Regions from separate parts of the Homo sapiens genome. Here region 1 is linked to region 2. The links are chromatin contacts, found by Hi-C or POLR2A ChIA-PET in ENCODE. All regions are on one chromosome and are shown on one strand. The core of a region is the stretch at or near the end of the contact, and the rest is flanking DNA. Distances in the headings are between cores, read along the strand shown. Region 1 has its middle 120 kb from the start of XXYLT1-AS1. Region 2 overlaps LINC01968 (long intergenic non-protein coding RNA 1968).

Region 1 (2,700 bases), core at 42-2,541, 240 kb before region 2:
GCCTCTAAAGGGCAAACAGTTTCTAGACCAGTATTTATGTGAGTTTCTAGGCTCGGGACATCCACACCGTGCTGGTAGCAATGAGAATACCTGTCCATAATTTTGTGTCATACAACCTAGAGGTTCAGATATTTTATTGGTGACAGTTTCCCTCATGGTCCAAGGTAAGTGACCCACTTTTGTGCCTAATATTCAGGCCAGCAAGCAGTTTTTCTAATCCCAGTTCCTAAACAGGAGAGCCCTTTCCTGACTCCTGGTTTCATTTGGGGAACTCAGTCCTAGTATTCCTGCTGTCGGCAAGGCTGTGGCCTTGGTGTCACTTCCTGGGCAAGAACTAAAGCTGCAGCCTTTCTAAACACCGTATGACTCCATTTCTCTGGAATTCTGGAAAAAGCAGAAATAGAAGGGCAAATATAGACCAGTAGTTTCCAGGGGAGGGGGAAGAGTTGGCTACAAAGGGCAGAAGGACGTTCGTGGTGATGGAACTGCTCCATGCCTTGACGGGGGTAGTAGTTCTATGACTGTATTTATTTGCCGGAACTCACAGTATTATATCCTAAAAAGGGCGAATTTCACTGTATGTAAATTATATCCTAATCTGGTTTTTAAAAGATGCAGGGTGATAAACTATCTCTATAGCTCAATATGATTTCTGATAACTTGAAAACTAAACCCAGCCTCTAAGGCACACACAGGGTGTAGCTCAATCCTGATTACCACTGCAAGACTCCTCTTTATTTGAGCATCCACAGATGCTTTTTTAGCTTCTGAGCTTCGTTATAGGTTTTGAAATTTAATTTTCTGTACTTTACCTAGAATTTCTATGTGTTTGGAGCAGGAGACCGACCATGGCAGCTCAGACCACTACCTTGACTGAGAACCAGGCCATCGGCACTGCTGGACATAAAGTCTCTGACGGGCCTCAGGACTCTGAAAATGATCATGCATTTTCCAAACAAGCAGCACACACTATTCTGGGTGGCAGGAACTGCCTTGCTTTCCTAATCTAGATGGTGGTTCTTTTATCCTTTCTCCCTCTTCCAGGTGTTTCCTTTGGAAGCACCTCCCCAGCCCAGGTTTCCGCTTCTGATGTCCCTGAAGTGCAGTCTGCCCCAGTGGCTGGATCCTCCCTGTAGTTGCTGAGGACTGGATCACCCCACAGCATTGTGTCAATGCAGTGGGTGCTGCCTCCATCCTGAGCTAAGGGCCTAAGCCAACTCCTAGGACTTGGCGTCCGGGAAGGCGTCTGCTGGCATCTGCTTCCAGTGCATGCTGGTTGCCCAACAATTTGGGTAAATAATGCCATTGCGTTTGGCTGTACCACTGGAAATAGGCCAACTCCAAGAGGTTGCACTGCTTCTGTCTTGATTATTTGCATTGGCTGTTGAAGTGATCTGAAGCTACTAAAACACAAAATGGATTCATTTGAGTGAATAGCAAAGAAGTTACAAATCCTTCTGTATATCATTTTCTCAAAAACTTAAGAGCATGTTACAAAATGTAGAGCAATACAGTACTTCTGTAAAACATACCCACCCAGATATGTGTGTGTGTGTGTGTGTGTGTGTGTGTGTGAGAGAGAGAGAGAGAGAGAGAGAGAGAGAGACTGTCAGGGCGGGAAGAACTCTCTAGAGAAGGGCCCTCTGGTTTTACTGCTATGGAAACTGAGGCTTAGAAAAGGGAAGTGGCCTATTGAAGGTCACACAGCTGGTTAGTAGACAACAGAGACCAGGCGGTCCCCTGAGTCCTAGTTTAGGACTTGTCCCACTGAGCCTGCCTGCCTGTGAGTCATGTGACACCTGTCAGATCAGCTGTGCTGCTGGACTTGCTGATGGAACCCAGCAGATAGTGGCCCTCAGGTTCCCCGAACCCAAGCCTGGAGAAAGGGAGAGCCCCTGAATCAGATGTGAGAATGATGAAGGCATGGCGGGCACCAGCCAGCATCTGAGCAGCGGAAGCAGAGGCTCCTTCCCTTAGCTCCGTTAGTGTAGCCAGAAAACAGAACATGAGTCCTAAGGCCCTGAAGGTCTGAAGCCTTGAGGGGTGCCCTCGTCACTGCTGTCATTGTGAAGGCTGCTGTCATTGTGAAGGCTGCTGTCATGAAGAAGGTGGAGCCGACTGGAGGGAAGGTGGTCACTCTCCCTGCAAATGCATTCATCTCCTTCACTAGTTCCAGAGCTCTTCAGGTCGGGCTGTGGAACAAGGGGTACAGCACTGACCTTATTTAGAATTGCAGGCACATGGTGAGAAAGAAAAGCAGATTGACCTTCACACAGGTCTATCACTGTTTTCAGCTCTTTACAGACAATGCAGGCCATCTTTTTGGTATCTGTGGGGACGGTCCTCACTGCCACCATCCCCCTGCATACCACCATCCAGAAGTCCCTAAACAGAGCTCCTCCATGTGGTTGTCTGCTAACTGCAGGGCTGGGTTGCATGGTCACCCTTGCATGAAGGCGCAGCTGGGAAGGCGAGCATTTTCCACTTTTCAGGCTCCACCATGGAAGGTAACAAGGGAGGGGCCTGGCAAGCTGCCGTGCCTTTCAGCCACAGTCCCCCCAAAGTCGGCAAGGGGGCCTAGCTGTAGCCCCCTTGGGAGTTTTCTCAGCAATCCATGGAGACCATCAGACCCTAGCAGAGCCAGCTGTGTTGGCTGATACAGCTGTTGCCAAGGCCCACCTTGATAGAGCCCAGGGGCAC
Region 2 (2,700 bases), core at 192-2,691:
TTTGTTTATAGAGACAGGGCTTGTCCTGTCATCCAGGATGGAGTGCTGTGGTGTAATCATAGTTCACTGTAACCTTGAATGCCTGGGCTCATGGGCTCAAGCCATCCTTCTGCCTCAGCCTCCCGAGTAACTGAGACTATAGGTGTATGCCACGGCACCAGGCTAATTTTTAAAAAAATTTTTTTAGAGATGGGGTCTTGCTTTGTTGCACAGGCTGGTCTCAAACTCCATCTTTAAGTGATTCTCTTGCCTCAGCCTCCCAAAGTGCTGGGATTGCAGGTGTGAGCCACGGTGCTCTGCCTGGCCTAGGTTTACATTTCCAACCTCAGCTCCCACTTCCTTGAGCCTCAAGCCAAACAGGATGACCTGTGACTCACACAACACTCCCGATTCTTCGCCTTTGATTATGCTGCCCTTCTATGGCCAAGTCTGCCCCACACTTCCAGGGCCAGCTCCGGTGCTGCCCCCTCCACAGGCTTCCTCCTGTCTTCCTGAACCACCTGCTACTTTCTCTGCCCCACACTGCAGGCACTGGTCAGCATGTTTCGCAGCATGTCCTTATTTGTAGGCAGAAGTGACCCCAGTGGAGCCTCTAGGGTGGGGCTGCTCTGTTCAGGGAGGCTGTACACAGGGGCTTTTTGTGTCTTTGGCCATCTGCGCTCCAGATCGCAAGGTATGTCTTCTAAGCACACCCTTCAAAGCACTTCCTCTGAAAGGAGCACTTTCTCTACACAGAGATGCAGTACTTTCCCAGGAGAGCCCATCCCGAAGAAGAGGCCCACAGACAGATGCTTGGTGAATGGACAACTAGCAAGAGGACATCCACAAGCCCTTCTATAGTTAAGCCCTAGGCTCTCTTCCCATGCCCAAGACATCTCTCTGGCATCCCCTTTCCTCCCTTCCTGCAAGACCCAAGACTCAGCCGGGCTGCCTCTTCCCTTGCAAACTACTTCCACCCTGAGCCTCCTCTAAAATGGAACCTGACTGTGGAAGCCATTCTCTTGTTATTTGGACAACCACTCCCCACAGTCCCCCTCAACAATAGGTACTTAATCGGAAGCCACCTAGAGTCCTACAAACATAAAGATCTGGGAATTGGAAACCTTAGGAAGTGGTGAAAGCTCCGTTCCCTGTCTTCAGTGTGTAGATAGTCAGTAACAAACATTTCTGAGCACCTGTTATATGCTAGGCACTGATTTTGACCCTGGAGACATGATGGCGAGTAAAGGAACGTGAGCCCTCCCCTCATGGGGCTGGCTGATAATCTACTTCCCAGGGTGCAACTCTCACCCACTCTCCAAAGACAAGAATGTGAATTTTGCCAAATTCAATTTTCATTCCCCTGGGGCCTGTGCAGTGCTGGCAACAGAGGGGAGCCACTGGCTGGAGACCAGCTGCCTCCCAGGGCCCTGCCAGGGCTGGCACAGAGGGCTGGTGTTTCTATTCCCAGGGCCTGGCTCCCAACCAGGATGGCATCTGCTCAGCATTTGGAGCCCAGCATACTCTAATTGTCCTGTGGCCTCGTGGCACTTTCAGCCTATCAACTGAGTTTTTCTTAAAAAGCAACTCCTGTGTTTATTGGTTTTCTGGCCCAGATTTAGGTCACTAGAATTTTCCTTAAGGATGGAAAAACTCAGAGAACCAGATCTGGATGACTCTCTCATGCCGGGATGTGAGTGGGAGGGACTGGTGACATACTAAGAGAAGCTGGCTTAATGCCCACACCTACCACTCACTGCCTCACTACTTTTCTGAATGGCACTGGTCCTTCCTGAGCCCTTGGACAAGAAGCTAGGGGCCCTCACCCCAGTGAGGTGGCATTGCTTTGCTGTGTGGGCATAACTGAATCCCTTCCCTCTCTGAGCTGACATCCTCTCAAGTGATTCCTAAACAGATGAAATCATGGATACAAAGGGACTTGTTAAGCTCTGTAAAAACATAAGGTCCTGTTGGGACTTTGTGTACTTCCCTCTCAATTTTGCTGTCAACCTATAGCTGCTTCTAAAAAGATAAAGTCTATTAAAATAACAAATTTTTAAAAAGTAAGGCCCTACGGCAAACCCTGGGAAAAGGGGCTCTAGGTTCTTATAAAAGCTTCACTTATTTCTATGCAGCCTTGCAAAGTATGGGAATTTCTCTGAGCCTCAGTTTCCCTGTTCTACTAATAAAATAATGGGTTTGTAAATACTGGGTTAATTGTAGAGTACTGCTCCTTTGTGAAGTCTTGTTATTATCTGCTACCTACTAAAAGAGACTGTTCTGAAGGTCAGCCAGCAAGTTCCAAGTTGGTGGAAATTTTGAAGCTCTTAAAGAACACTGGAAAGCCCTAGAGAAGGTATAAGTAAATGTTTCACAGGCACCTTAAATTCAGCATGTTCAAAACTGAGCAGCAGGAGGAGGAAGACAAGAAGGAGGAGAAAACAGAGGAGGAAGAGAAGAAGAAGACAGGAGGAGGAGAAGACAGAGCAGGAGGAGAAGGAAAGTGAGCAGAAAAAGCAGAACCAGAAGCAAAGGCCACAGAAGAGAGGAAGATGAAGGAAGAGGAAGAGGAGGAAGAAAAAAAGAAGGAAGGCGTAGCAACAGCAGCAGCCGCTGAGGCAGAGGCAGAAAAGAAGAAGTGGGCATGGAAGCAGCAGAAGCAGCAGGAAAGGCAGAAGGAGAAGTGGCAGAAACATGCAAAGCAGAAGTAGATGCTCAGAA

Evidence for each region. A loop is a pair of places that touch in the nucleus more often than their neighbours do. ChIA-PET counts read pairs that join two places held with the same protein, here RNA polymerase II (POLR2A). Pooled maps may share reads with other maps.
Region 1: a pooled map shows a loop between it and region 2 (6-fold over the local background). The contact joins two enhancer-like sites. A Hi-C loop is called at or near these places in 1 of 37 single-sample maps with no recorded cell type and 3 of 50 pooled maps. POLR2A ChIA-PET finds 5 or more read pairs at or near these places in 2 of 52 experiments (BJ and HCT116).

Annotation. Positions count from the first base shown.
Region 1 is chr3:194,974,747-194,977,446 of GRCh38, reverse strand. No RefSeq gene overlaps it. Among named protein-coding and RNA genes, the nearest start is that of XXYLT1-AS1, 120 kb to the left of the region's middle. Within about 2 kb of position 1,291, at least 4 of the 41 ENCODE cell types and tissues checked have a DNase peak (open chromatin) inside an H3K27ac peak, as active enhancers do.
Region 2 is chr3:194,737,377-194,740,076 of GRCh38, reverse strand. All of the region lies in intron 1 of LINC01968 (long intergenic non-protein coding RNA 1968), which reads right to left. All of the region lies in intron 2 of LOC105374292 (a long non-coding RNA gene), which reads right to left. Among named protein-coding and RNA genes, the nearest start is that of LINC01972, 30 kb to the left of the region's middle. RefSeq lists an enhancer at 2,595-2,700. Within about 2 kb of position 1,441, at least 13 of the 41 ENCODE cell types and tissues checked have a DNase peak (open chromatin) inside an H3K27ac peak, as active enhancers do.